5 separate regions of the Homo sapiens genome follow, and all the other regions are linked to region 4. Evidence: chromatin loops called from intact Hi-C (ENCODE). Cell type or tissue: heart left ventricle. All regions are shown on one strand. Each heading gives the region's core, and the rest is flanking DNA. Links, peaks and the distances in the headings are about the cores only. Region 1 overlaps CBX8 (chromobox 8). Region 2 has its middle 24 kb from the start of CBX4. Region 3 overlaps LOC124904071 (a long non-coding RNA gene). Region 4 overlaps TBC1D16 (TBC1 domain family member 16). Region 5 has its middle 5.9 kb from the start of CBX4.

Region 1 (5,538 bases), core at 679-4,678, 200 kb before region 4:
TCTGGGCCGAGAGCTTTCACTAAGGGGAGACTTCAGGGGAGGATCAAGCTTTGAACCAAAGCCAATCACTGGCTTGATTTGTGTTTTTTAATTAAAAAAAAAATCATTCATGTATGCCACTTCTAATTGCTTTCAACTATGGCTGTTTGCTTTCTTAAAAGAGAACAAAAGTAGATATGTTATTGCCCTAGGAAAGGATCTCTGTTGAAACAGGACAGCAGCCTAGGGCCCACATTTAATTAGGATCAACCAGTTTAAGGAAATGCTTCCCCCAAAAAGCCCCTGATGGTGTGGGGAAGGGGAATGGTGAGTTGGGAACAGGTAGTGCCTACATGACCAGATTTTACTCAAGTGCATCTCATGATTCTGTGGGTTTTCTAGCATTTTTGGAAAACTAGCATAGGTTGCAGGGTTTTTTCTTCTTTTAGACTGATGTTAATTTATTTTGCAGGGGAAGGACAGCAAATGGCGTCAGAAGATTTTTGTCCTTTTGTTATCTCTTAGTATATCAATAAATTTTTAAAAAAAAAATTTGGCCTGATGTACATCATGAGTGATCCCTGGAAACACAGTAGACTCTGCTCTTTTCCTTTCTTGAGGCAAAATAATTCGTCTGGACATAGGCCAAATACTTGGGGCACAGAAAAATCAAAGACTGGGAAAGGCCACTTGCAGAGGGTGCAGAAAAAGATATGTTTCCAAGCAAAGGATGGGTGTTTAAGAGTCCATATACCAGTGGCTCACAACAGAGAACAACTGGCATTCCAGGGAACACTTGCAGATCTGGAGATCTTGCTTGTCACGCTGTGGGGTGGATGCCACTTGCATCTAGTGGGTGGATACCAGGAGTGCTGCTAGACGTCCTGAGGTGCACAGAACAGTCTCCATGACAGAAAGAAATGATCCTTCCCAGCACGTCAGTAGTGCTGAGTTTGAGAGACTGAATTAATGGGAAAAACAGAAAAAACACAATGGCAGGGGTTGGGGGCAGGGGCGGCATTATCGGCATCTGTCAGGTGAGGTCAGGGATGCTGCAATATATAATCAACTCATTTTGAGACTGCTCCCTTCAAAAGACATGCAAAGTTAAAATAAAACTCCCTCTCCCCGCGCCCACAGTATCCAGAGATGCTGTGTTGGAAAGCCACTCAACCCCTTGAAGCCACCACATGTGCTAATAATGCTTTACAAGGAGGCAGCCATAAAATTCCAGGGGAGTCACTGTGAGTTAGCAGCTACTGCAACTCCTAACCCAAAGCTCGCGAATAAAGAGGCGATTTGCTTATTACAGAACCTTCCCCGGCTCCTTAAGGCTTCCACCAACTTCAGCATGAATTTATTCATGAATTCCAGCCTCCAGGGAGAATAGAGCTTCTTTGAAGTGAAGAGAGAAGCTGGGCCTAGATGTTGGAGTAACTGGGTGAAAAGCTACTTGGGGCCAAGGCCTGAATGTTTTGGTTCAGGAAAGGGTTCCCCCTGCAAATGGAAATGTGACCCCCAGCACTAGCCCGCTCCAGGAAGTCCTGCGAATTCGAAATCGACTGTTGCAGAGAAAGAAGACTGCTGGTGGGCTCTCTTTTGCTGCCTTCGCAAGGCTCTGGCTGTTTCCTTTTGGAGAAAGTGGGCAAGGGCGACCCCAGCGGGCCTGTCCTCTGGCTTATGAGAGCTGCAGAAAGGGGCTGGGACCGCCAGGAAGGAGCAAGCTGGCCGAGCAGGAGCAGGCGCGGCCCCGGATGTGGAGCCAGGCTTTCGGGAGAGCCCATTTCTACAGGGATTCGGCCCGACGGGTGCCGGGCCGAGCTCGCTCGGCCTTTGTTAGTTTCGGCGCCGCTGATGTGATCGCCTAATCCAGTGGACCCTGAGAAGAACAGACTGGGCTGCCAATGGCCCGACCCCACGCCGCCGCGACCTGCCCGAGGGCACCGGGAGCGATGGGTGCGGAGGGGCTGGGAGGACGGTCATCCGGGCGGCTGGACCTCTCCTTCCTCCCCTCCGCCTTCGTGGCTCGAGCGCCGGGCCTCAGGGAGGACGCAGAGGGGGCGCCCGTGGCGGTGGGCGCCCAGCGGTACCTTTGGGTCGGGGGGAGGTAAGGCTTTCTCAGCTCGGGTTCGGAACCAGAAAGCCACCGGCCCCCCGGGGGTAAGGGGTGGGCGCCGGCGACCCGGGCCGACGCCGCCACCTGCAGAGGGCGCGCGCGTCCCACCAAGGTCGGCCGCCGGCCCTTCGGACGGACGAGGGAAAAGCCAGCCGCGGCTCCAGGGTGCCCGAGACTCAATCGCACCACCTGCACCCCGGCCACCTCCGCCTCCGAAGTCTCAGGAGGAAAGCCCCGACCCAGCCCGCAGCCTCTCTCGCCGCGTTCAGGACCCGAGGCTGCGGGCAGCCGCCTTCCACGACGGACAGCACGGAGTCCCGCCGGGCCCCGAGCCACGCCAGTCTCGGACTTCAGCTGGGTCCGAGGCTCCTCTGGGCCTGGAGGGCTTTTAGAGGAGAAGAGGAAACCAGCACAGGAGCCCCAGAGGGCCGGGACAGGTCTGTGCGCCAGCGGCCCGGGCGCATGGCACAGTGCCTGGATCAGGATTGGTGCGAAGCCAGCATCAAACGGACAGAAAATGAATCCGATCCGACACTCTAGGAAGAGCATGAACCTTCCAATCCAACCAATGTTTGTGCGAGGCCAGGTTCCCCGCCGCGGTGGCCACACAAGCCAGCCCTGTCCTCGGGACGCAAGGTAACCAGTCCGGCTGGAGGCCGCCACGCACGCCTGGTCTCTGCAGTTGTGGCGGATTCCCAGGGACTCTGCCCAGGAAATGGAAACCCGTGAGGGCGCTCCTCAAAGCCGAGGGTGGTGATGGCCAGCGAACCCGAAAAAGGGGCAGGGTGGGCGCCCTCCCATCCGCTTAAGCAGTAGCCCATTCCACTGCCCCACACGCCCAGGAGTGGACGCAGGAGGGAGCCCCGTCCGAGTGGACGCAGGAGGGAGCCCCGTCCAAGTGGCGACCATCGCGGGGCCACCCCACCCACCTTCCCTTGACGTCCCCTGCCAGCACAGAGACCGCCCGTTGCGGTGGGGCAGTCTCGGGCGGAGATCTTTGACGCCTGGCGGCCAGCGACCCTACTCGGCCGGCAGCGCAGGCCCTCACGTCGGAAGGACACTCAAGGCTCTGTGACCCGCTAACCTGGGCCTGGGCAGCAGGACGCTGCTGTCCTCCCGCGCCCTCCCACACCGGTCACAGCTGGGGAAGGGGGAAGCTCTGCCAAGGGCCGGGCCACTGACTCCTCAGCAAGGGGCTGGAGATGCGTGAGCTACCCCTGTCCATGTTCCTCCTGGTGGGCGTTAGGGGTGAGCCTGAATCGTGGCTTCCTGGCAGGGTGACGTCTGCGGGGCACTACGGAAGTAGAAATGGGTTTAGTGCGGTGGCCTCTTTGGGGATCCGAAGAGTGGCTCTCCTGTGCGGGCTTCAAGACCCCGCCCCCACTGCTGTGAAGTCTGCGGCCAGAAAAGGCCAAGAACATCTCTCTCTCCACCCCCCACCCCGCACTCTGCTCTCCCGCACCGTCCCTTGCCCAGCGCTGGGGTTTAGGCCCGCCCAGGAGACCTGGGCCGGAGAGGCTGCGGGGACTCGGGGGCGGGGGTGCGCGGGGCTGCGGCGCGGCGGCTCCAGGTTCACTAATCACATCAGCAGCGCTCTGCGCCGGCTCCGAGCTTGCAGTTGCCTAGCAATACCCGCGAATTCAATTCCTCAATCAATAGGCGCGAGGCTCTGCATTTAGGGGAGCGCTAGCAAGGTTGGGTGGGTCTGGGGAGTGGGTCTCAAGACAGCTACGAGGGGCTGGCACCGGGAGGCTTTGGCTAACGCGGCGAGGCCCCGGGGCCTCGGAGACCAGACGCCTCCGGCCTGGGGGTGTGGCGCGCTGGAGGATCCCGCCAGAGGAAAGTGGAACCCCCGACCTCAGGCGCATCCTCCCGGGATCCCCAGATTCTGCCCGGGGCCCGAAGAAGTGCAGCCAGTAGGTGCGGAGAGCCACGGATTCCCCCGGACGGGCTGAGGGGAGTCTGCCCCAGCGGCCTCCCACGCCCACCTCTATCCCAGCCAGGTGGGTTCCCCAGTTGGGGAAGGGCCTTTGCAGGAACGGTGCCCCCGCGATGGGGGCGAGGATGGGGGCGGGAGGACGGGATGAGTACTGAGAGAAGAGGGACGGATCCTCTCCTCCCGGGATGCCTCTTCCCTTTGCTCAGGGAAGGAAAAAGAAGAATAAAACCAAGACATGTCTCTATTTACAAAGTATATATTTAAACACGTAAAAAGCGGTATTGGATACAGACATTCACGACCGCAGAAGATAGGTACCGAAGCTTCACTCTTGAGCTGAGGCGGAGATCGATTGGAGATTTGTACAAATCTTAGAATTAAATAAACCCAACAGCGCACACACCCTGCGCGGTTGCAGACTCCCAGCCACGTGGCCCCCGGCCCCTGCCCACCCACCCCCCAGGTCAGCGTCGCAAGAGCGAGAGAAGGAGACACATACACACACGGCCACGGACAAACAGCAGGACGGAGGGGCGGCAGGGACAGAGCTGGCTGGAAAGAAGGTCCAAGGGAAGGGGCAAAGTCAGCCCCCAGGAAGGGAGGGAGGTGGGAGTAAAGGACAGGCGGGAGAGAAGGGAAGGCGGCGGCCAGGTGAAGACGCGTATCCCCCAGTCCCGTCCACTAGGTAACAGACATGCCCCTTCAGTGAAGTTTCATCTGAAAATAGCATCGACATTTAAATAGATACACTCGGTCAACGGCGCTTCTTTATACAAAGTCTAAAATACCAGTTTTACAAATGTGAGTAGATAAAAATCCCCATTCCAGGGGCTTCTCTTTATAGGCGCAATTTGATATTCAAAAACAAACACAATCATGTAGTACACCGTTTCCCTCCTTTTCTCTCTTTAAAGGCAAGAAAGTCTGGAGGAGAGGCTGAGAAGCCGGGAGTGCGGAGGACGAGGCTGGGGTTCCCTCCCAGCACCCCCCACCCCACGCGAAGCTCCCCCACCCCCGACTCCCCGCCTCGCTCCCCCCGAGTCTGTGCTTCCTCTGGCGTGCAGGGCCCCCGCGCCCCTCCCTCAACAAGCAATGGGAAGTTAGATCTTCGCTGGCCCTTTAAGGGCGGGGAGGGCAGGGAGGCTGCGGGATCCGTGCTCCAAGAGACGGGGGTGGAGTGGAGGGGACTGATTTGTGCTTTTGAGTCAAAAGAGGGGCGCGCATTCTGCGTCCTCGGAGCGCAGAGCGGTCAAGTCCGCCGGGCAGGGGCGTCCCAGGCCCCGCCGCCTCGCACGGCCTTCCCCGCCGCGGCCGTCCCCACTCCCAACTCCCGCTCCTCCCTCCCCCTTTGGCGGAGTTTGAATGTCGAGTTCAAATAGAGAACACTGCGAATCGAAAAGACCTATAAATTATAGCTTTTGCTTTTAAGAAGGACGGGGGAAAAAAAAGGAAAAAGCAAAAGTTCCGATGCGCATTCTTGGATGAAAACCCCGCCTCGCCCCTC
Region 2 (5,538 bases), core at 725-4,724, 130 kb before region 4:
TCAGCGGGACCGCGGCTGCCCCTCTGAGGTGTCTGTGGCCTGCCACCAGAGCAGCGGGCGGGGTGGCCTCCCGCCTGAGCCTGTTTATCATTTAAGTGGATACCATGCTCTGGCAGCTGAGGGTAATTACGGGGGCTGCGTCCTTGAGGACGGGTCTGCGCATGTGCTTCTCGCGGGGCTGGTGGCCCAGCCGGGGCGGCCTCGGTGCCGTCAGCTGCTCGGTGAGATGTGAAGGGCCGGGGCTCCGCGTGGGGCCTTCCGTGCTGCAGCAGAGGCCTGGGATTGGAATGCGAAATCCCTCTGCGGTGGAGACAGGGGCTGGTGGGGGTCATGCCATCTTCAGGGCCGTCCTGTTGGCTCTGACCTCCTGCCACCAGCCACAGACTCTGCTCCAGGGTGTCCACCTACCCCAGCCGTTCCTCCTCTTGTCTGCATCCCTCTGTCCCTCTCTTCCTTCTCTTCCTCCTCCCTTCAGTCGTGTTTAGCAAGTCCCATTCCCTGGCCTCAGCGTCCCGATCCTCCCATCCCTTGGCTTTGCTGGGGCTTTTCCAGGCTGCTTCTGCAAGCCTTGTCATTTTGTTGCTGGGATGGCGCCGGGAGGTGGAATAGAGTGCCCCCTGCCCCCACATTCATGTCCACCCAGGACCTCAGAATGTGACCTTGTTTAGAAATAGGGTCTTTGCAGATGTAAAATCAAATTGAGATTAGGTCATACGGGATTAGGGTGGGCCCTTAATTCAATAAAACTGATGTCTTTTTTTTTTTTTTGAGACCGAGTCTTACTCTGTCACCCAGGCTGGAGTGCAGTGGCGCGATGCCAGCTTACTGCAACCTCCATCTCCCAGGTTCAAGCAATTCTCGTGCCTCAGCCTCCCGAGTAGCTGGGACTACAGGCACCTGCCACCACACCCAGCTAATTTTTGTGTTTTAAGTAGAGACAGGGTTTCACCATGTTGGCCAGGCTGGTCTCGAACTCCTGACCTCAGGTGATCCACCTGCCTCGGCCTCCCAAAGTGCTGGGATTACAGATGTGAGCCACCACGCCTGGCCAAAACTAGTGTCCTTACAAAAAGAGAAAAACTTGGACAGAGAGGGAGGAAGGCCAAAAGGCCAAATGAAGATGAAGGCTGAGATGGGAGGGAGGCAGCCACAGCTAAGGTGTACCACGGGTTGCCGGCAGCCACCGGAAGCCGAAGAGGCAGGAAAGATTTGACCCCAGATCCTCAAGGCGAGCCTGGCCCTATTGCCACCTGGATTTTGGACTCTGGCCTCCAGGAGCCCAAGACAATAAACTTCCATTGTTGAAACCAACTCGTGTTGGTTATTTGTGACGGCAGCCCCAGGAACTCATACAGCCCCCTCCCCTGGGCTCGGCCCTGTGAGCAATAAGAGAATCCCCCCAGCTGACCCTGCTCTTGGGGCACCTTCAAGCCTCAGCAGGCTGTTCCTGAAATCCAGCTGTGCAGCCAGGATCGGTGAGCACACACACATTTTCAGGGATAATGGTCTTCAGAATTCCAAAGGATTTATTGGAGCTCGCCCGACGTGGACCACAGCCGAGCTGAAACCCACACTTGACAAGTGATGCAATCAGCGCTCGACTCTTGCCAGCGTTTTCGGGAGATTAGGCAGCAGCAGGGGCTGGGGTGCACAGGAGCAGGCAGACAGGAGCAGGCGATTGCAGCAGCATCAACACCTGAGTCGATGTGATGGCGTGGCGAGTGGCCACAGACTCTGGGAGCCAGCCGGGGAGCACAGCGTGCCCGGCAGAAGGAGGTGATGCTGGCTGAGCAGAAAGGTCACCAGGTGGGGTTGCAGTGGCCTGGACAGCCAGGAGGATGCTCTGTGGGCAGCCAGCCGTGGCCAGAGGGGAAGGCTGTGAACGGGGTGGTTAGAAGCCACCTGCACTGGAGTCCTGGCCACAGTGGGGGGTGGTCCTGGATCTCAGGCTCCTCTCTGTATAGGGGGCCTTACATGGCCCACCTCCAGAGCCCGAGGAGGCTGAGTTTGGGGAGGACAGTAAGCCCTTGGACTTCCTGTTGCTGCTTGGTGCTGTTGTTAGGAGTCTGGAATGTGCTGGAGCTATAGATTGGGTCACTCTCTGCAAAAAGCAGAGGAAGGAGGTGCAGGAGGTCAGGGGCAGTTCCCGGGGGAATATCTGAGGAAGGGCAGCCATGGAAGAGATGGATGGAGGCCAGGGAGACGGTCCCAGAGGCCACAGCAATCACAGGCTTAAAGACGGGGGGAGGGTCAGGGAGACCCAAGGGTGGGTCGGAGATGGGCCCCAGGGACTGAGGAGGGGAACTTGGACAGAGAAGTTTCATAGACAGAAAAGAGCAGACAGGAAGTTATGGAGGGTTGGGGTCGGATTCATGCACACACACACACACACATGCCCATATAAATACACACACACCAGCAAACACACGTGCATGCACGTGGGCACACACACGAATACACACATGCACACACATATGCACAGGCAGCAAGACTGACGCTTGGCCATGTCATGCAGGCTGTCAGAGAGGAGAGGTGAGTGAGGGGCTGGGTGGGAGGGCGGCAGGGGTCAAGCAGAGGTGTGTGTATTTCAGGACAGAAGAGACAAGAGTTGGAATAAAAAGAATTGAAGATGACGGGGAACCGGGGGTGCGAGGAGTTTGGATGCGGGGGCGTCTGCCTTGGAAAGGTGCAGAGCCTGGCAGGAAGGAGGGCAGATCAGGTGCCTTGCTCTGGAGTGCTAGGAGGGGAAGGGGGTCTGAGGGGGTGCTCACCCTGGCTGTGGTCTTTTCAGAAAAGCCAAAGACAAGGTCATTGCGCAGTGTTCCTAGGGGAGGCTGGGGCTGCACGCAGGGTCAGCTGGAGATTAGGGAGCAATGGCTGCTCAGCAGGGAGGCTCGGCCAGCCAGGGCAGACCCTGCAGAGACTGAGGCTGCCCCATCCTAACCCTGTTCCTGGTGAAGACCTGCAAGCGGCCACAAAGCAGTGGCTCAGGACAAGGGCTTGGCCTGGCCCGTGTCCAGGGGCTGAGAGCCTGCTGTTCGTTCAGTTGGGCTGAAGTGGCCCAATTCCCCTTCTCCTCTCCCTGCCTGTTTGGAGTCCCAGGATGCCAACAGAGAGGTCTGAGCTGAGCATGCCGGGGAGGGTGGTCCATCACACTCTGTAAGGTGTGAATTTGCAGAGAGGTGCGTGGAGGCATGCTCACTCCATTGTCATCACCTCTGGGCAGTGGCGTCTGATGAGTTTTATTTTCTTCCTTTCTCTTTTGTGGTTTATTTTATTTTATTTATTGATTCGAGACAGAGTCTTGCCGTATCGTCCAGGCTGGAGTGCAGCGGTGTGATCTCGGCTCACTGCAAACTCCGCCTCCCAGGTTCAAGCGATTCTCGTGCCTCAGCCTCCCGACTAGCTGGATTACAGGCACGTGCCACCATGCCTGGCTAATGTTTGTATTTTTAGTAGAGATGAGGTTTTACCATGTTGGCCAGGCTGGTCTCGAGCGCCCGACCTCAGGTGATCTGCCCGCCTCGGCCTCCCAAAGTGCTGGAATTACAGGCATGAGCCACTGTGCCTGGCCTCTTTTGTGATTTTAAATTTAGTTTATTGTCAGGGTGCGGTGGCTCACACCTGTAATTCCAGCACTTTGGGAGGCCGAGGTGGGCGGATCAGTTGAGGTCAGGAGTTTGAGACCAGCCTGACCAATATGGTGAAACCCTGTCTCTACTAAAAATGCAAAAAAAAAAAAAAAAAAAAATTAGCCGGGCATGGTGGCGTGTGCCTGTAATCCCAGCTACTTGGGAGGCTGAGGCAGGAGAATCCCTTGAACCCAGGAGGCGGAGGTTGCAGTGAGCCGAGATTATGCCACCGCACTCCAGCCTAGGCAACAAGAGCGAAAACTTCATCTCAAAAAATAAAATAAAAAAAAATAAATTTAGTTTACAATCACCATGTACATTTTTTTTTTTCCAAAAATAATAAAGCCAGGAAGACCTCCTGCACAACGCCCCCATTGTTTGACTTGAGCTGGGGGTGGAGCTTCTCTGCCTTGCGCTAACTGTCACAAGTTCTATTAGAGGAATTTCTTCTTTGAGGATCCTGATGCAAGAGAGCTCAGAGGATGGTACAGCGGACACCAACCTGAATGCAACAGCCCCCCAAGCCCTTCCAGCTGAAACTGTCCCCTCTTTGAAAACCACAGGTGTCGGCCGGGCATGGTGGCTCACGCCTGTAATCCCAGCACTTTGGTAGGCTGAGGCAGGTGGATCACCTGAGGTCAGGAGTTCAAGACCATCCTGACCAACATGGTGAAACCCCGCCTCCACTAAAAATACAAAAATTAGCCAGGCATGGTGGTGGGTGCCTGTAATCCCAGCTACTCAGGAGGCTGTGCCAGGAGAATCGCTCGAACCTAGGAGGTGGAGGTTGCAGTGAGCCGAGATTGCGCCGTTGGACTCTAGCCTGGGCAACAGAGCAAGACTCGTCTCAAGAAAAAAAAAAGAGAGAGAAAACGATACGTGTCCTGGTGACGACTCCTGCACCTTCCCTGCTAGCCTGCCTTGCTCTGCCCTGCCTCCTCCCTCCTCCTGCTGTGGCCTCTGGAGCTCCTCTCTCCTGGCTCACCCAGGGACGTCACCCTTGCCTCTTCTCTCTGCGACTCCCAGGCAAAGGACTTTCCGCTCACAAGCAAACATGTGCTGGCAGGTCTCTTCCTGTGATCCCTCCACCCTCTATAGCTACTGCCCCGATCCCTCTGCTTCCTCCAGCTTCTCGTCAATTCGCCTGGGCGGCGGGGAGTCTGCGCTTTTGGGATGTGATTGGTGCTCCCCAGGCGATCCTCATTTACAGCTAGTGGGGACAGCCACCAAGTCACAGCCTTCCAGAAATTTCACCCATCCTATTGCCTTAACCAATGGCAAGCTGATAAATGTTTAATAGTCAGCTCTGGGGCATGGGGACAAATAGCCCTGATCTGTATCATTATGCAGTTCCTATGATGTGACTATTTCCACCATGGCCAATTTCAAGCTGCCAACAGGAAGAGTACTGGCTGTCAAAATTCCTGCAAATTTTACAACCCAGGACAATTCCATCTGTGGGTGGCATCTCCCTGGAGCCTGGGTCTACTCTCTGAGTTGGCTCACCTGTCCCTCTGGAACCTGGTTAGGCCATGGGTGAAAATCAGCTTCCATGCCCACTGCAGAGGGAAGGAAAGGATGCTTGCATTGAGTGACTGCTGGAGCAGCAGGGGCTTCCCCGCTTTACAGTTTTACAAAGCACTGCAATTATCTCATGTAAGACTCAAGTCTAAAGTGACGTGGCCAAGACCACACAGCAAGCAGGTTCTAGAGCCAGCCTCAGACCATCCCCACCGTGAGTCCCCCGTGCGAGTGCCCCTTGAAGGAGGTTTTCTAACAGGTGAGTGGTCTGATTCTGTCTCTGTCCTGTGGGATGGATGGGCTGGCACTTGATGGCTCTCCTTCCCCCTCACCCTCCACGGAGAAGGCTGGAAGGTGCATTTCTCAGACTTCCTTGCCTGGGAAA
Region 3 (5,538 bases), core at 1,068-5,067, 180 kb before region 4:
CATCATGCTACTGGAAATGGCCTCCTTGGAGAAAGAGGCTCTCTTGTCAGCATCTCCAGGCACTGGCGAGCCGAGGCAAGGTTGACACAATCACAGTCTAAACTGCGCGGAGAAGGACACCTGAGGGGCGATGGGTATGTGCTGAGGGACAGTCCTCTCCATATTAGGGGCCACTGCTCCAGGTGCATAAGCTTCTTCCGTGCCATCCACCGGTGAGGCCTTGGGGCCTGTGGGTGTCGGGGGTCTCTCCTGCCTTCTGCCACCCGTGGGAGGTAAAGGCCTCACTGTGCACCTGGTGGGGGTGCTAGGCGGGCTACCACTAGGTCTACAACAGCATACACCTGCACCAAGTCGCCTTGCCACCAGGCTGCGTGAGAGAACTGGGTCAGTGCACCACGTGTCCTAGCCAGAGAGGCCCCTCCACACTCCCTGGACATCCTGGGGCCACTTTCACCGTCCAGACCCTTGCAGGGGCAGCTCAGACTCCTCTTCCGTGGGCAAACAGACCAGCCAGAAGTGGGGAGAGGGAAAGCAAGTGGGGCGTCCTGTTCGAGACGGACACTGAGGTCACCAGCACAGGCAGGCGTCAATCTGACCAAGGAGACCAGGATCTCAGGAGGCTTCACCCAGGACCCACCGCCCCTCTGGCAGAGAATCCCTGAGATGACTCCTTCCTTGCCCAGATCCGGCCCTGATGGCTTCAATCTTCCGAGCTGGGGGGCCTGTCCCCTATCCCCCCAGCCTCTTGCAGCCTGCCGTCAGGAGCAGGGCTGGCACAGCGACAGAGAAGAAAGGTGTGACAGCGACACCTCTCACCTCTCCCTTCCACCACCTGGCTGGCTCCAGGCCGCCCGCGCCTCCAGGGCACAGAGCCAGTGGGTCCTCGTGGCCACTGTTCCCGGCCTCCTGGCGCTGAGGCTCCACGCAGCACTCTACCGGCGCCTCCCCCCGGCCCCCGCCCCCCGCCCAGACCCTAGGGCTTTTCCCCTTCTCTCCCCCAGGCGTTCTGCTTGGTTTGCCGGGATCCCAGGCGTCTGCTCAAACTCAACACGGACTGGCTCACATTTTTTTAAACAAAAGCAATTAGATTTCAATCCCGGTTCATCTGCATTTGCACCTCCAAATGGGGGGGCAGGGGGAGAGGGAAAGGATGGGGAGCGCGGCGGCGGCGAGTGGCACCTTCCGAGCGCTGCAGCTGGCCGGGCAGCCATTGCGCCGGCCACATCTGGCCCGGGCTGAACGGCCGCCGCGGCCCCCTCCCCGCCGGCTCCCGGGGCCCGCGCGCCGCAGCCCGCTCGGCGGCGCGCTCATCGATCGCCGGGGCCGCGGCCGGGCGAGCGGAGAACAAGGTATAGCCTGTATTTAGGTTCCTGCCCTTATATGGCGATGTGCGCGAGCGCCCGCCGAGCGGCCGCACCATATAAGGGCACGCGGCGGGCGCCGGGCTGAGCTGGTGCGCGCTCATTGGCCCGCGCGTCTCTCGGCAACCGGCTCTCACGAGTGGAAACCAGCCAGCCGCCCCCGCCCGCTCCCCGCCCCCTCCCTTTCTTTCTCCCCGGGTATCTCCGCTCCTCGCCTCCGCACCCCCTTCGTTGCTTAACCCCCCTTTTTGCCTGTACCCTCTCCCCAATTTTTCTTCCCGCGGCCTTCCTCCTCCCTTTGCCTCGTTGTCATTCTTCTCCCGTGGCCGCTTGGCCTGTCCTCTCCCGCTCCGCGCACGCTCCCACTCCCACCCCACGCACCCCCTCCCCAAACCCGGCGAGCAACGGCGGAGGAGCGGGAAGGCCCGGATGCGGGAGGGGAGCTTGTGTGCGTGTGTGTCTGTGCGTGTGTGTGTGTGTGCGTGTGTGTGTGTGTGTGTGAGAGTGTGTCGCTGCCGCAGTAGCCGCTGCAGCATCAGGTTCACTGCGTGCACGCACGGGGCTCTGGGAACAGTCCGAGACCGCCCCCCCCCACCCCCCTCCGCCACCTCCCCCCTAGATAATCAGAGCAATTAGCTGCAAAAGAAATGTGCTTCCGAGGCTAGGGAAGTGCTAAATCATAAACAGCCCTAGATACCTCCAAATTAGCATCTCCCAGGGTGTCCCTTCGGGCTGGATTTCTGAATGCAATCATAATAATGGTAAATCGATGTCTCATTTAAAGGTTACTTTAAAAACCTGCCAATTGTTGAGGAAAAAAAAACCCCTGCGTGCGGGGAGAAAAATGCACTAGGAGAACCACTCTGGGGTTTCCAGGCAGAATGCAGTGGAGCGGTGGCTGCGGGTTGTTGGTCAGGTGCCCAGCGCCGGGCCCACCCGCGGGATGGGAGCGGGCGAAGAGAGAAGGCGTAGCTATTCCTCTGGGGATAAGGCTCTCGATCGCCTCAAACTCAGGCAGAAAGGGCACTGCGGATTCGGGGGCGCCCCTCGCCCCCTCCCCAACCCGCCGAGGCGCGCGCACGCGCACGCATGCACAGGTGTCCGGCTGACCCCTCTGGGGCTGTCACGGTTCCGGCGCGCGTGTTCTGGCGACGCCGTGGGGGCCAGAGCCATCCTCTCGGGGACCCACTCCTGTCCTGAGTTCACCCAAAGGGAACCGCTAAGACAATGGACACCCTAGTGCCCTTAGGGACTGTGCCTGTGACCGAGCTCGCCTCTAGGGCTGCCGCCTGCGGGAGGCGCCCGGCGATGCCCCCTGCTGGGCAGCCTGCGCCTGGAACACCGCGCAGGTGGGGGTCGCGTGGGAGGGCCAGCTAGAGTGGGGGATGGGGACCAGGGCGCGATGACCAGCGCGACCTCCGCCCGTCTTGGGCATCCTCCCTTACCCTCGTCCTCCTTCTCTTCAAAATCTCAAATTCCCTAACCTGGTCCCTACCAGAGGAAGGTGGTGGAAGCGGGCACTGCCAGGGAACGAGGGTGCTAGATTGGGGAGGGCGCTGCCTGCTGGATCGAGTTAGCTTCGGCCGCCTCCTCCTTGCTGTTTCTGCGGAAGGAAGCGCTGCGGCGGCGGCAGCCCTTGGTGCCAGCATGTATCCCTCCCTGACCTTAGCTGAGATTCGCTGCCGCGGTGTTTTGCCCAGAAGAAAGCTGTTTCCCTCCAGACTAGGGACTGGGGAGTGCCCTTGGGGCGGAGAGTTTGCCTGGGTTTTCGCCCAGCGCCGGACCTCTGCCATTGAGACCTCTTCAGGTCCTGGAAAATCCATGGATACCCGGGTGCTGCCTCTTGGTGCCCCCGAAGTACACCATCCCTGACCCGCTCTCCCCACGCCCATTTAGCCAGGTCATTTATAATAGATCCCCATCTTCAAGTTTCTGCGTGCTTAGGTACATGGATTCCTCCGCCCAGGTGGGGGAGGGGGAATGCGGACCCCCGGATGTCCCCCGACTTCTCTCTGCACAGGGACGTGTCTCAAATGCGCCTTTTCTTCTCTGTTCTTAAACCCCAGGAGCAGAAGCGCTCCCGAATCTGGAAACCCCTTTTCCTGACCTGTTGGCTCCTGGTCCCTGGCCCCTGCCCTCTTATACACTGAATTTGAATTTTCCAGGCGCTGGTGGTGAAATCAGAAGAGTCGAGAACGCAGCTGGCGGAGAGGGATGAGAGAGAAACTTGCAGAAAGGGAAAAATAAAGCACCAAGTCTACAGGCACACCTCTCCCCGGCCGGCCCGGCCCGCTGGGGCCTGGGTTCCTTTGGGTTGGGGAAGTGGGGGTACGAACCCACGCGGCTGTGCCAAGGGGTCCCAACTCCGGAGTCCAACCCCACCCACCAGTCCTCTGTGCGCACTTTTCGTTTATTTCTCAGCAGTCTCAGTCCTGGAGCTCCTGGGGCGATTTCGTCCCCTGCCCTGGTGCGCCCCCGGGCCCTGCCCTGAGCCCATGCCCCAGGCCGGGTGTCCAGTTCACCCTGAGCTCCCCTTGGCGCCCGGAGAAGGGTGCTCGGGCCCGGGTGCTGGGGAGCGGCGGGGTGGCCGCCGGCGCCTCTTCGGCGCGGATGGCTCTCGGCGGGGCCGAGGAGGGGGTCGCAGAGCGGCTCCCCGCCGAGAGGAGGGTGGGCGCTCGGCACCTGCTGAGCTACGGTGGTGGCTGCGGTTTATGGCGCCCGAGGATCCACCCGGATCTTCTCCGCGGAGTTCCGGGCTTGGCTCGTCTGTAGTCAGCACGCACACAGCTTTGTTATTTGTTATTTTTTTAATTTTTCTGCGGGGAGCATCGGGGCTAGCCCGCCCAGCTCCAACGCCAGAGGGTGTGGGGGAGACTGATTTCTAAATGGGTGGGAGCGACACACGGTCACCGAGGTCAACACCCCATTAACATTTCCCCACCGGAGCGCCGCGACCTCGCGAGGGCACCGGGCACCGGGGTGGGGGTGGGGACAGACCGAGCGCGCCCTTCCTGCGCAGTCCCCGGCCGCCCCCACCCCGTGCCCCCTCTGCCCGCAGGTAACCGCCCCTCCCCCGCTCGCCCCGCGGCCGCCCCCGCCCGCTCCCCCGGGAGGGTCCCTGCGCCCGGCCGAGCGTCCCCGGGCGGGCACCGAGAGCGGGGCTGGGGGCTGCGGCGCCCGCCCCCGCCGGGGCAGCGTGGCGACTGGCGCCGCTTTGGCAGCCATTTTCTGCAGCTGCCGCGGCCGGGGCTCTGCGGAGTGAGGCGGAGGCTGCAGCCGCCAGACAGAGGCGGCGGGGGCGGCGGGCGCGGGGTCACCGGCGGGGGGGCGCCCGGCGGCCGGAGGGGGGCGGGCGGGCGCTGTCGCCGGTGCCCCCGCCCCTCCCCCTGCTGCATTGCAGGCAGAGCGGGGCCGCTCCGCGTGGCGAGCGCCTGCGATCCCACCCTTTCCCCGCCATCTTGTACCCCGGCTGGCGCCTTCCCAAAGCGGAGCTGCCGCAGACAAAGCCCGCCCCGGGCCGGCGGGGGCCCCTGCAGCCCACCCGGGCTGCGCGGCCTGGGGGCCCCCGAGGCCCGCACCCTCGCCCCGCCCCTCCCGGGGGCCGGCGCGCCCCCCCTCGCCCCAAGGGGGGCTCTGCATGCGGCGACCACTCACCCAGCCCCAGAGGGCCGGCCGGGACCCCCCCTTCCACTCCCGATCGCCAGACTGGACCCGCGCCCAAGCCCCAGCACCAGCCCACCCTGGTTGCTGGAAGGAGTAGGGGTTCCCACAGGCGCGGCACAGATGAGGGCTGGGGACTTTTTCTAGCTCTGGGTTCCTTCTCTCTTCTGATGGGGTTGGGGGGGTCACTAGCCCTAGAGCCCCCATCGCCCCCTCCTAGGGCCAGCCCCACGCGCCAATTTTCCCACGGAAGAACCGCAAGAAAGACGGCAGCGTGGGCGGCTCTCGAGACCCCCCCCCGCCCCCCCGCCCAGCAGCTGCTGAAACCGGGAAAATTGGGCACTCCATTCTCTCAGATGGGAGCACTATCGCCTCAATCCCCCAGCCCTCTCGGTCCTTTCCCTCGACGCTCCTACACAGGAACTCGGGACCTAGGCCCTGGGCTGCTGTGTGGGGAGTGAGGCACCTCTTCCTCAGCCCAGAAACACCGAGAACCCGGTGCCTAGCAGCCTATGTT
Region 4 (5,538 bases), core at 962-4,961:
GCGCCCAGAGTCCACAGTCGACCACCTCCCGCTCGGCAAGCCAGGGTCCTGGTGAACGCACGTGCCTGCGTTCTGTACCAAACAGTTGTCAACACACACCAGCAACTTAACAAATCAACTCCAACAAAGGGGAAAAAATTAACATTAAGGGCAAAAAGACTTTTTCTGGAGGGTCCTATGCACCAGATGTTGGCTCTTTAATTGGCAGTCAACCTCAAAGCAAAACTTAGAAGGCCCCTGCTTGTTTTATCAGTTAGAGCCACAGAAAATCAAAGTCCAATCCCGCTAAGCATGGTGCTGTGTAGCCCGGCCAGCCCCGTGGAAGTCCTCAGCCTGGTCCCGTCTTCTGGGCTCTGCTGGGCTGGACGGTGCCACCCTCCCCAACCCGCACCTGCCCGCCGGCCCCAGGCCCTCCCTCAGGACCCAGCACCTTCAGTCCTCCTGCCGAGAAGAAGCCTTTCATCAGTAAAAGAGAAAACGGCTTCTCCAAAGGAAGTTTCTTAACTTGAAAAAACACCATGATTAGGGAAACTCCTCCATCGTCCAAGATACAAACACAAACTCCCAAACACCTGTCAATCCTTCTCAGGGCTCCACATGGCCCAAAGGACACCCCAAATGTGGAGGACCACTCAAGACCCTCAAATGCAGCACCGTGTGCCCCCTGAACAGGGATCCCCACATTCGATGAAAACAAAATTGGCCAGCGCAGGAACTTTTGCCCATGACTTAAGCACAGCAAAGTCCCCAAAGCCAGAATCCCTCCCAGGACCTGCCCGACGGGTTTTATCACTGGACGCATCAAAGCCCCTCTCACTGGTGGTTGGTTCAGCAGAGCCCTGGGCCTCGGGCCTGCCCTGCTCTGACAGCTCCCACACTGTGGCCTTGATCGGGCCCTTTTCCACTCTGTGCCTGCTTTGAGTAACAGGCTCCCACAAAAACACTGTGCTGGGGTATTTCCAGGATGAAAAGCCACGGTTCGCTTTGCCTGCCATGGACAGAGTCATAAATACGAGTTGTCGTTGCCTCTTCCCAACAGTCTGGCATGGCAAACTGGCCTTGTGGAGTTCGGAATTGTTCTAGATACTGCTCATGTATTCTCCAGCAGCTCTAGCTGGTTCTGCCCAGATACCTGGCAATGCCAAAGGCCGAGAGGCCAAGACACTACAACCTTTGTTCAAATACACGAACATCCTCAAATACACGAATGTCCTCTCTGCACAAGCAGAGCAGCCTCAGCATCGGCCCTCGCAAGTCCCACCAGAGAACGGTATTGAAAAGATGACTGGGGTCAAGGGGTGCGGAGAGGGACCCACTGTACCCTCATGGCCACTCTAGCGCCAGCCCTTCTGTAATGACCCCCTCTGGATTCCCAAAAGTCAGCCGAGGGGTCCCCACCCTCCTGGGGTGGCTGGGGTGTTGCTGCCCACCCCCAGGGGCAGGCCTGTGTGCAGCATCCATGCCCAGAAACCTGCGCTCAGATTTCCCAGTTCCCAGAAGACAACAGGGAGAGTCTATTTTTCTAAGCTCACTAGGTAAAGTGTTACTTCCTGATCTAATCTTGCCAGGCTCTGGAAGCTTCCGTCAAGGTTTTCCCACACTCCATGTCAGGTCTCTGACATGAACCAGCTTTCAGAGTCTAACGACTAGATTTGACTTTCAGCTGCTCGGACGGAGGCTTCAACTCAGCCTGAACTAGCCGCGTGGACAGCAGCCGTAGCCCTCACAAGGCGTGTGCGGTGACGGGTCTCGGGCGCCCAGCCAGCGAGGGGCCGGCTCCAGGTGGTGGGAGCCCACGCCCCCGGCCAGCACTCTGGCCACAGCGCAGCACCTGCCCCATGAGAGCCTCCTGTTGCAGCCCGGGCAGAGGTGAGCCTGGGCAGCCACCTCCCACGTGATTTCCCAATGCTTGAAGTTCACGACCAATTGCTGGGGTGGGGACAACCTACACAGGCTTACAGACCTAATCCAAGAAGGCAGTTCTCAAAAGGATGGGAAAACGTGCACCAGTCTCACAGTCCCAGTCACCTTAAAAGGTCTTAACTGATTTTTCCTTCTCTCTGTTTATTGTGGTAAAATGTCCATAACATAAAATTCACCACCTTAACCGTTTTCAACGTCGAGCCCAGTGGCATTATACCATTCCTATTTTTGTGCAACCATGACACCACCCATCTCCAGAACTCTCCTTCTTCCCAAACTGAAGCTTTGTCTCCATGAAACACCAGCTCCCCAACGTCCCCTCCCTCAGCCCCTGGCACCCCAATCTTTCCCTCTCTGAGCCTGACAACTCCAGGGGTCGCACACAAGTGGAATCACACAGATTTGGCCCCTTATGTCTGGCTCATTTCACTCGGCGTAACGTCCTCAACTCATCCGTGTTGCGGCGCGTGTCAGAATTGCCTTCCCAAGGCTGAACGTTCCGCTGGGTGTGTGTGGAACATGTGTGTGAACACACCGCGTTTCTCTAGTCACCCGTCGGGGGAACTTGGACGCTTTCACCATGGGCTACTGTGGACGGTGCTGCTATGGGCAGGGGTGGTCATGTATCTGAGCTCCTTCTCTTTATTTCTGACACTTCTATATAACCATGAATCATCTATGAAATAATTTTGACAAGCAAGAGGTTCACAAAGTAAATTCCAGACAAAGCCACCCTGGAGACCCAGCTGGGCTGTCCCGGGGGCGGTCCCTGCGTCCACGCCGGGAGAGCAGGAATGACACAAAGCAGGCTGCATCTGGCTGTGTCAGGCCTCCCACCCATCCCATCAGCCAGGCATCTCTGCTTTGGGGCCAGAGGTCAAACGTGTCTGGGTTCCGTGTAGTCTCAGGGGAGGCTGAGGCTGACGCGAGGTGGGGTGGGGTGAGGTTGTGCTGGAGGCTCTCCACCTCTCCACCCACCAGACACCCAGAGAAGAGGCGGAAAGTCAGCAGGGAAGGCAGAAGGCTGCTAAGAGTGGACAGGATGCAGGAGTGGCGTCTGGCTGACCCTGACCAGGGGGACCTGGCCCAAGTGAGTGTGCACCCCAGCCCGGCCCTCAGAACTGCTTGCAGGCACTTGCGAGTTAATATCCACGTGATTTAGGATTCACCAAAATCTGCTTGGAAGGAGGCAGGGAGGCAAGAGGGAGGTCAGGTGGGGAGGCGCGCAGGCAGTGCTGCCCTCCAGCCACAGGCAGGTGGGGGTGGGGCGGGGCGGGGCGGGGAGGGGGAGGGCGGGGGCGTGCACCGCAGGCAGCGGCCAGCCCTGGGCTGATCTAGGGGAAGCCTGCCATCTGCTGGGCACCGGGATCCCTCCCGGAGCAGGAGTGCCACCTCCACGCAGATGGAGTTTGCAAGGGGCGGTGCCGCCATCTTCACAGAGGCTCCGGGCAGCTGGCGGGGGTGGGGGGATGGTTGGGGGGGCCGTGTTGGCCAAGCCCAATTCTGGGGTGGGAGAAAACGAGCAACACTCTGCAAAGGGCCGGGGGCCTGGTGGCCCCCCCATCCTCGCCGGACCTCAATGTCCTGCGTACAAGCCTGTCCCGGCCGTGGCCACCGGCTGGCTTGTGTGCTCCGCCTGCCGGGAAGCGCTTTCCCCCTCGTGGACCCTACAAAGACGCCTCTCTGCAGGCTCCCCTCATGCTGCGGGCACACAATGCGTCCTTTCACCCGGGGTGGGTCTGGCGGAGGCGGCCCCTCCCCGGGGTGCCCCCCGCTGGGCCCCTGACCCCACACTCCGCTGCTGTTCTTGGCCTGCGTAGACCCGTCCCTTTCAACCGCTGTCAGGAAACTGTGTGGACGAGGAATCCCTGCTGGTCGCGCCCGAGACCATCTCTCTGCGTCTCCTAGAAGGGGAAACCGTGACCCACATCAAACTGTGGCCGTTGGAAAGGTGAACACACGGAGCCTGGGGCCGGTGGGGCCAGGGGGTGGGGTATCCTTGCACCCGATGTCACTTGACACCCGTCCCGGCAGCCCGCCAGGCTCGGAGAGAGACCGTAGCTACCAAAAATAATCCTCCCAGTGTTTAAATATTTACAGAAGCAAGACAGATCCTGATGCCTTTACAATCTACTGGAGTCTGCCCTAACCGCCAGTCCGAGGCTCCCAGGAGAGGCCACAGCGACCACCCACCCGGTTTTCGGGGTCCCAGGTCGCCTCTCCTCTCCCTGTCCCTGCCTGATATATATCGCAGGGCTCCTCCTCCGGTGACCACATATCTGCCACTAGCCCTCTCCCTCCTTCCAGAACATTCCCACTTCCAACTCTGCTCTCACATCACCCCAGCCCCAGCACCTACCTTGAGACAGCTCTTTCTGCTCCAGAGCCCCTCGGGGAAAGCCTGCTTTCTCTGCAGAGCCTGCACCTCATTTTGGGAACCAGTGAACAAAATGTAACAAGAGGCATTTGTCCATGTAACCCCATTGTCCATGTAACCCCTGGGGCTGGTCTCGACCCCACTCCCCTCCTGGGGACACAAGGGTGAGACGGTACAGTACCAGGCCAACACCAGTCCCAGCGGATGGCACAGAGATGGGCACTGCTCTCAGGGCCTGTCCAGATGCTACTTCTCATGACAGTCTATGGGGTGGGGAGCACTAGCGCCAGCCCCATTGTGCAGAGGGGAAACTGAGGCAATGAGGGTAATAACCCACCAGCACACAGCCAGGCAGAGCTGGGATGTGGCCAAGGACTTGGCTCCAGGCTCCCACACTTAAAGATCATCTCTGTCACCACCTGGGGGTAATAAGGTCAGGGATATGCCCCAGGCCGCCTGCTTCCACCAGCCAGTCCCTTTCAAAGGGCGGAGGTTTCCAGAAGTGTGGCTGAGTGTCTGTCTGTTCTTGATGGTCAGGGAACCTTACTTTCAGGTCCCCAAAGCAGATTCCCTGAGGCCAGGAGGCACTTAGGTGGACGGGCACCAGGAGCCCTGTGTCCTCTGCCTTGCAGGTGTTTAGGGAACATTGTTCAGACTGGAAGGAAGAGCCACGTGAAAATGCCCTTTCTGTTTACTCTGCTGGGAAGGATATGAAGCCAAACAGAACCAGCTACGGGAGTCTTTCGACCGCAAGACAAAAGGTCCTTTGCCCCCACTACCTGCAACTTTCAGGGAAGATTTCATCAGGTGCTGGGTTACATTGCAACAGCCAGGCGTGGTTCCCCAGAGGTACGGTGTGAGCTCCCCAACTCACCGGGAGACAGGCGCTGCCACATCACTGCCTCTGGGAGCCCGTGACCTCATGCTCAGAGCTCTCAGAAGCTCACGTGGCCTGTGAGGCCCCTGCCAGGGCTGTTGATGCAAGAGCTGGGGCTCGGGAGCCTCCCAAGGGCAGCTCTGTGTATTCAGAGCAGCTCAGCCCCTCGAGAGCACCAGGAGCCCCCAGCCCCCATGCAACCACCGGCCGGGGTTGCGTCAAGGCCTCCCGGAGCAGCTGTCAATGGTTTCTGAGCTGCGGTGGAAAAGGCTGACAAGTTTCATTTCCCTGACCTTGGACAGCCCTCCTGATGCAGGGAGCGCCCATCCCTGGGGAGCACTGCCTCTCCAGGAGCCTGAAC
Region 5 (5,538 bases), core at 570-4,569, 150 kb before region 4:
CTGCTATCTAGCTCAGCCACAGGCTCGCTCCTGGTGGGGGCCAGGCTGAAGGAGTGGACCCTGGAGAGGTCGGGAACCTTTTAACAGCCGTGGGCTGGAGGGTGGCTACTAAGTGTTCGGTCTGGGAAGAGGCATGACCCGCACCATCCCGGGGAAATAAACGACTTCTTAAGGGAATCTTCTCGCTGAGCGGGTGCTCTGGGCCAGGAGATTGCCACCGCCAGCCCACGGAACCCAGATTTGGGCTCTGCCTTGAGCGGGCCGCCTGTGGCTTCCCGGGTCGCTCCCCCGACTCAGAAAGCTCTCAAGTTGGTATCGTTTTCCCGGCCCTCGGAGGTGGATTGCAGATCACCGAGAGGGGATTTACCAGTAACCACTACAGAATCTACCCGGGCTTTAACAAGCGCTCATTTCTCTCCCTTGTCCTTAGAAAAACTTCGCGCTGGCGTTGATCATATCGTACTTGTAGCGGCAGCTTAGGGGCAGCGGAACTGGTGGGGTTGTGCGTGCAGGGGGAGGCTGTGAGGGAGCCCTGCACTCCGCCCCTCCACCCTTCTGGAGGAGTGGCTTTGTTTCTAAGGGTGCCCCCCCAACCCCCGGGTCCCCACTTCAATGTTTCTGCTCTTTGTCCCACCGCCCGTGAAAGCTCGGCTTTCATTTGGTCGGCGAAGCCTCCGACGCCCCCGAGTCCCACCCTAGCGGGCCGCGCGGCACTGCAGCCGGGGGTTCCTGCGGACTGGCCCGACAGGGTGCGCGGACGGGGACGCGGGCCCCGAGCACCGCGACGCCAGGGTCCTTTGGCAGGGCCCAAGCACCCCTCGGGGCCACACCGCCGCCCGCAGGGCCGCGCCTCCGCATTGCGGCACGCTGGGGTCGCAGGCGCCGAAGCGGGACGCGCTGTTTTCTACGACGTCCGTCCCTCCCAACGTCAGGGCAGCCACCTCAGGCCCGCCCGGAGAAGCCCACCCGGCCCCCGGCCCCCACTCAGTCGCGAGGCCCCGCCGGCCTGGAGATCTGCGCCCCCGGGATCCATATTTCAAATATGATCTTTGGAACGGCTTCCACCGCCCGCCGCCGCCGCCGCCGCGCTCACAACGGCCTCGGCGCACTGTGTTTTTATTTGGGTTTCGTTTGCTCAAGGTCGCCCCGCGGCTCTCCCGTGCCCCTGAGGTTCACCCCTTCACGCCAGCCCCTGCGTTTTCCTCTCGGGTGTCCCCGTCGCGCCCCCAAACCCAGCGGGGCCCACTCGCAGGGCAGATTTCTTTCTTCCTTTTTCCAACCAAGAGCTGCTGCAGCAAGGCAGGGAATGAAATAAAAATCGCTAGGCGGACCCCGAAGTGGTCGTCAGCCGAAGCGCAACTGCCCCCCTCCAACTCGCTCCCCTGCGCCCCTCCCCCTCGGCTACTCCCCTCCCAGCTCCCAGCCTCGCGGCGCGCCGAGGGTTAAGCGCGCGCGCGAGGTGGGGGTATTTGGCTTGGGAGGGGGGCGAGAAAAGGGGGCGCCGAGCGCCGCTGGCGGAGAAGCTGGGCTCGCTCTAGTTCCCTCTCCCCAACCCCGGAGCCGAGGGGCGGCCCGATCGGAAGGGCCCGGCGCGTCTCCGCCTCCCCGGCTGGCCTGCAGCCTGGCCTGGCCGCGGCCCGGAACCGCGAGGACGCTGCTTGGAGGCCGCGTCCTGCGTAGCCCGAGAGGGGGAGGGGGGCGGAGGCTCCGGAGCCGCGGCCGCGCGTCGCCCGCCAGCCGATCGATCCCCAAAGGCGGGAGCGCGGTGAACCCCGCCGGACACCTGGGGGGTCCCGATGCCTCTGCAGGACTGAGGGGCGAACGGAGAGGGGCTCAGGGATCCTGTGGCCGTGGGATGGCGGCCGGCAGGGCCCAGCCGGACCGCAGCTTGGCCTGCACTGCAGGGCGGGTGGTAACACCTCGGGCACCCCCAAAATTCCATATTGTCTGCATGGGGCCCAGGCTTTGGACACTTCCGGAGCCGAGTCCGGTCGCAGTGCAACTTCATCCCTACCTGTCCAGCCCCCAACCCCACCCCCATCCCCGATGACGAGGTCGTGGGACGCGGTCACCCCAGTCTATCTGGTCGCCCCGCCCTCCTGAATCCTGGTAGAAATGTTCGGGTGTCCCCTCGACCCCACCTACGGGAAGATAACCCAGGTGTGCCCTAAAAGTCCCCTTCCCCAGCTTCTTCCAGAAGGCCGTTTCCTGAAGTGGTCCCTGGGGATGGCCCCTGAGGACCTCCCCCAGCCCCCCCGAGCCCCCAACCCCAGGGATCCCCCTTGGCTCCTCGCCTGCCAGTCCCGGGTGCCCAGGCAGGGCCCGGGCAGGGGCGCAGAGGAGCTTGCACTCGCCACGCCCTCCCCTAGGGGGCGGGCTCCCCCTGGCCGGTCCGGCAGCCCCTCCGCGCCTCTCCCGCAGGGGGGAAGGAGGTCCGGACGCGGGCAAAGCGGGGGTCTCGCTGCAATGAGAGATGGCCTGAAAAGCCCCGCACCCCCGCCTCCTGCACACCCCGTCCCTTCCCCCTCCCCACGGCGGCCGGGCTGCTGCTTTCGTAGCCAGAAACAACCCGCTCCAGGGGACTTTGAACCTTGGGAGCCCCTGCGCCCTGAGCACGGAACAGGCCCCAGGGGTGCGGGCTATTGTCCCCGACGCGGGCCTCGTGCTCGGGGCCCTTCCACTCCCAGCGGGAAGTCCACACGAGCAGCACACACATATCTTTTTATTTGAGAGTTTAAAAGGAAATCTGAGGTCCAGAGGATCACAGAGCCTCTTGTTCTGCTATCAAAGGACCAATAAGAAGCAAACTGATATTACAGGGCAAATGTTCCCAGACAGCCCAGCCTGCTCCCCTTAGGAATGAGTGTCCCTGGAGGGGGAGAGCCTGGAACCAAAGCCCCGCCAGGAACTGCTTCCCCTAAACTGAGGTTCTCTGAAAAAAATGTTCGCCTGGCTGATAAAGCCGCCTCTTAACAGAGCCCAGACACTTCTGTGCTTCCCCTGGGTTGCTAATTGAGGACACTAAAGCCCTAAGAGATACCCCAGGTCGGGGGAAGGGGCCCCAAGACCTAGACCTCCGGTGGCGACCATGCCCTTGAGAGGATGGGAGCTGAATTGGAGCACGAGATTATTTATCATCGCTGGATGAAGCTCCAGCTAGAGCTCAGTATTTCCTCTTTTTCTGGGCTCAGACAGACACAGACTGGAAGGAATCCTGTCCGTGTGGCTGTGGGAGTGTTCAGTTGATAAAGGGCATGTGTGGTGCAGGGGTGGGGCCAGCCCTGTGCTCTTCTGGGTGGGGCCCCTCTCCATCAGGCCCAGGAGGCTCCGTGCAGGGCCCATGAAAATGTTCTAGTAAAAAAGAATTGTTTATTTTAAAAATTGTGGTAAAATACATATAACATGAAATGAACCATTTTAACCAATTTTCAGGCTCAATTCAGTGGCATATGCACATTCATGTTGTAGTGGGACCATCACAACTGCTAGAACTTTTTCATCTTCCCAAACTGAAACTCTGTCTTCATTAAACACCAGCTCCCTCTCTTAGACCCTGGCAGCCTGCATTCTACCTTCTGTCTCTATGAATTTGACTACTCTGGGGACCTCATCTGAGTGAACTCACACAGAATTTGTCCATTGTGACTGGCTTATTTCACTCAGCACAATGTCATCAAGGTTCATCCATGCTGTAGCAGGAGTCAGAAGTTCCATCCTCTCTCTTTTTTCTTTTTTTGTTTTTTGAGGTGGAGTTTTGCTCGTTGCCCAGGCTGGAGTGCAATGGTGCGATCTCAGCTCACGGAAACTTCTGCCTCCCGGGTTCAAACGATTCTCCTGCCTCAGCCTCCTGGGTAGCTGGGATTACAGGCATGCGCCACTACGCCCAGCTAATTTTGAATTTTTAGTAGAGACGGGGTTTCTCCATGTTGGTCAGGCTGATCTCGAACTCCCAACCTCAGGTGATCCGCCCGCCTCAGCCTCCCAAAGTGCTGGGATTACATGCGTGAGCCACCGTGCCCGGCCCACCCATCCTTTTTCTTTAAGCCAATATCTCCAGGGAATTTCCATTCTTTTAAAGGCTGAATAATATTCCATTGTGTGTATATATAATTTATTTTAAAATCAGAAGAAACTGGCTGGGCACAGTGGCTCATGCCTTTAATCCCAGCACTTTGGGACACCGAAGCCCGTTGATTGCTTGAGCTCATCCATGAGTTGAACTCATCCTTGAGTTCAAGGCCAGCCTGGGCAACATGAGGAAACCCCCATCTCTAAACAAAATATGAAAATTAGCTGGGCATGGTGGTGCAAACCTGTAGTCCCAGCTGCTTGGGAGGCTGAGGTGGAAGGATCTCTTGAGCCCAAGAGGTGGAGGTTGCAGGGAGCCGAAATCATGCCACTGCATGTCCAGCCTGGTGACAGGACAAGACCCTGTCTCAAAAAAACAAGACTATTTTTTTTTAAATTTTTATTTATTTATTTTTGAGATGGAGTCTCGCTCTGTCGCCTAGGCTAGAGTGCAGTGACATGATCTCTCCTCTCTGCAACCTCCCCCTCTTGGGTTCAAGCAATTCTCCTGCCTCAGGCCCCCAAGTAGCTGGGACTACAGGCATGCGCCACCCTGCCCAGCTGGTTTTTGTATTTTTAGTAAAGACAGGATTTCGCCATGTTGGCCAGCCTGGTCTCGAACTCCTGACCTCAAGCGATCTGCCCGCCTTGGCCTCCCAAAGTGCTAGGATTACAGGTGTGAGCCACTGCGCCCAGCCAAAACCCAGAATATTTTAATATATAATATTAATGTGTTCATCCCAACAAAGCTATAAAATGTAATTCTACTTATTTTATTTTATTTTTTTGGGCACGGACTTTCATTCTTGTCACCCAGGCTGGAGTGCAATGGTGCAGTCTTGGCTCATTGCAACCTCCGCCTCCCAGGCTCAAGTGATTCTCCTGCCTCAGCCTCCCAAGTAGCTGGGATTACAGGCATCCACCACCACACCTGGCTAATTTTTTTTTTGTATTTTCAGTAGAGACGGGGTTTCGCCATGTTGGCCAGGCTGGTCTCCAACTCCTGACCTCAGGTGATTCCTGCAGCCTCCCAAAGTGCTGGTATTACAGGCGTGAGCCACTGCGCCCAGCCTATACAATGTAATTTTAAATAACTTTCTATGGAGGAAGGGGTCCATGAAAGTGAGGGTGCAGTCCCGCTTCTGGGGGAGGTTTCAAGAATGGCACCTCTGAGGAGACCTCACAAGTCAGGACCACCAGCTTCCTTGTGGACGCCTTCAGTGAAATCAGCTGTTGGCCCTAGACTGATGGCCGTGGTGGCCCAGAGTCCACCTGCCCCTGTGCCCTGGGACACGAGGACAACCTTGGGCCACTTCTCCTCACTATTGAATGCTGGCTTCTGTTTATTTGACTAAAACAAAGAGCATGTCAAAGTAACAGGGAGAAGGGGGAATAAACACACAAGCCTACCTTTCTCTCGTGGTTTTATTCCGAGTTAATTCCGTGGGGCTCTGAACCAGCTCCAGTACT

The links. Peaks named below come from ENCODE experiments on the same cell type or tissue, not always from the same donor. Only the 100,000 strongest peaks of a DNase experiment are listed, where the experiment ranks them.
Region 1: a loop joins it to region 4, with 4 times the contacts of the local background. A loop is called at or near these places in 71 of 110 quality-filtered maps.
Region 2: it touches region 4 in a loop (2.1-fold over the local background); 5 of 110 quality-filtered maps call a loop at or near these places.
Region 3: a loop joins it to region 4, with 4 times the contacts of the local background. A loop is called at or near these places in 28 of 110 quality-filtered maps.
Region 5: a loop joins it to region 4, with 8 times the contacts of the local background. A loop is called at or near these places in 59 of 110 quality-filtered maps.

The regions. Positions count from the first base shown.
Region 1 is chr17:79,787,858-79,793,395 of GRCh38, forward strand. CBX8 (chromobox 8) reads right to left here. Exons shown (of 5, transcript NM_020649.3): 5 at 4,275-5,538. CBX2 (chromobox 2) reads left to right here. Exons shown (of 5, transcript NM_005189.3): 5 at 1-126. Among named protein-coding and RNA genes, the nearest start is that of CBX8, 6.4 kb to the right of the region's middle. RefSeq lists a silencer at 2,100-2,249 and enhancers at 2,911-3,720, 5,489-5,538. In heart left ventricle, for the core only: CTCF peaks have their summits at 2,182 (motif pointing right) and 2,381; DNase peaks (open chromatin) are centred at 2,214, 3,144, 3,674 and 4,564; H3K4me3 peaks cover 317 bases; H3K27me3 peaks cover 4,000 bases.
Region 2 is chr17:79,860,309-79,865,846 of GRCh38, forward strand. No RefSeq gene overlaps it. Among named protein-coding and RNA genes, the nearest start is that of CBX4, 24 kb to the left of the region's middle. In heart left ventricle, for the core only: no CTCF peak of the experiment used is centred there; DNase peaks (open chromatin) are centred at 2,223 and 3,063; H3K27me3 peaks cover 1,026 bases.
Region 3 is chr17:79,808,853-79,814,390 of GRCh38, forward strand. LOC124904071 (a long non-coding RNA gene) reads left to right here. Exons shown (of 2, transcript XR_007065928.1): 1 at 1-134; 2 at 3,527-3,627. Among named protein-coding and RNA genes, the nearest start is that of LINC01977, 12 kb to the right of the region's middle. RefSeq lists enhancers at 281-410, 2,285-2,810 and silencers at 1,220-1,299, 1,500-1,619, 2,720-2,899. In heart left ventricle, for the core only: CTCF peaks have their summits at 2,693 (motif pointing left) and 2,894; a DNase peak (open chromatin) is centred at 1,439; H3K4me3 peaks cover 3,015 bases; H3K27me3 peaks cover 3,369 bases.
Region 4 is chr17:79,988,517-79,994,054 of GRCh38, forward strand. All of the region lies in intron 3 of TBC1D16 (TBC1 domain family member 16), which reads right to left. Among named protein-coding and RNA genes, the nearest start is that of TBC1D16, 45 kb to the right of the region's middle. RefSeq lists enhancers at 1-202, 4,381-5,538, 4,560-5,431 and silencers at 3,157-3,216, 5,115-5,307. In heart left ventricle, for the core only: CTCF peaks have their summits at 3,280 (motif pointing left) and 3,483; DNase peaks (open chromatin) are centred at 2,405, 2,755, 3,295 and 3,955; H3K4me3 peaks cover 939 bases; H3K27ac peaks cover 1,591 bases.
Region 5 is chr17:79,842,581-79,848,118 of GRCh38, forward strand. No RefSeq gene overlaps it. Among named protein-coding and RNA genes, the nearest start is that of CBX4, 5.9 kb to the left of the region's middle. RefSeq lists a silencer at 2,256-2,475. In heart left ventricle, for the core only: a CTCF peak has its summit at 2,366 (motif pointing right); DNase peaks (open chromatin) are centred at 1,071, 1,221, 1,621 and 2,381; H3K4me3 peaks cover 2,568 bases; H3K27ac peaks cover 1,767 bases; H3K27me3 peaks cover 527 bases.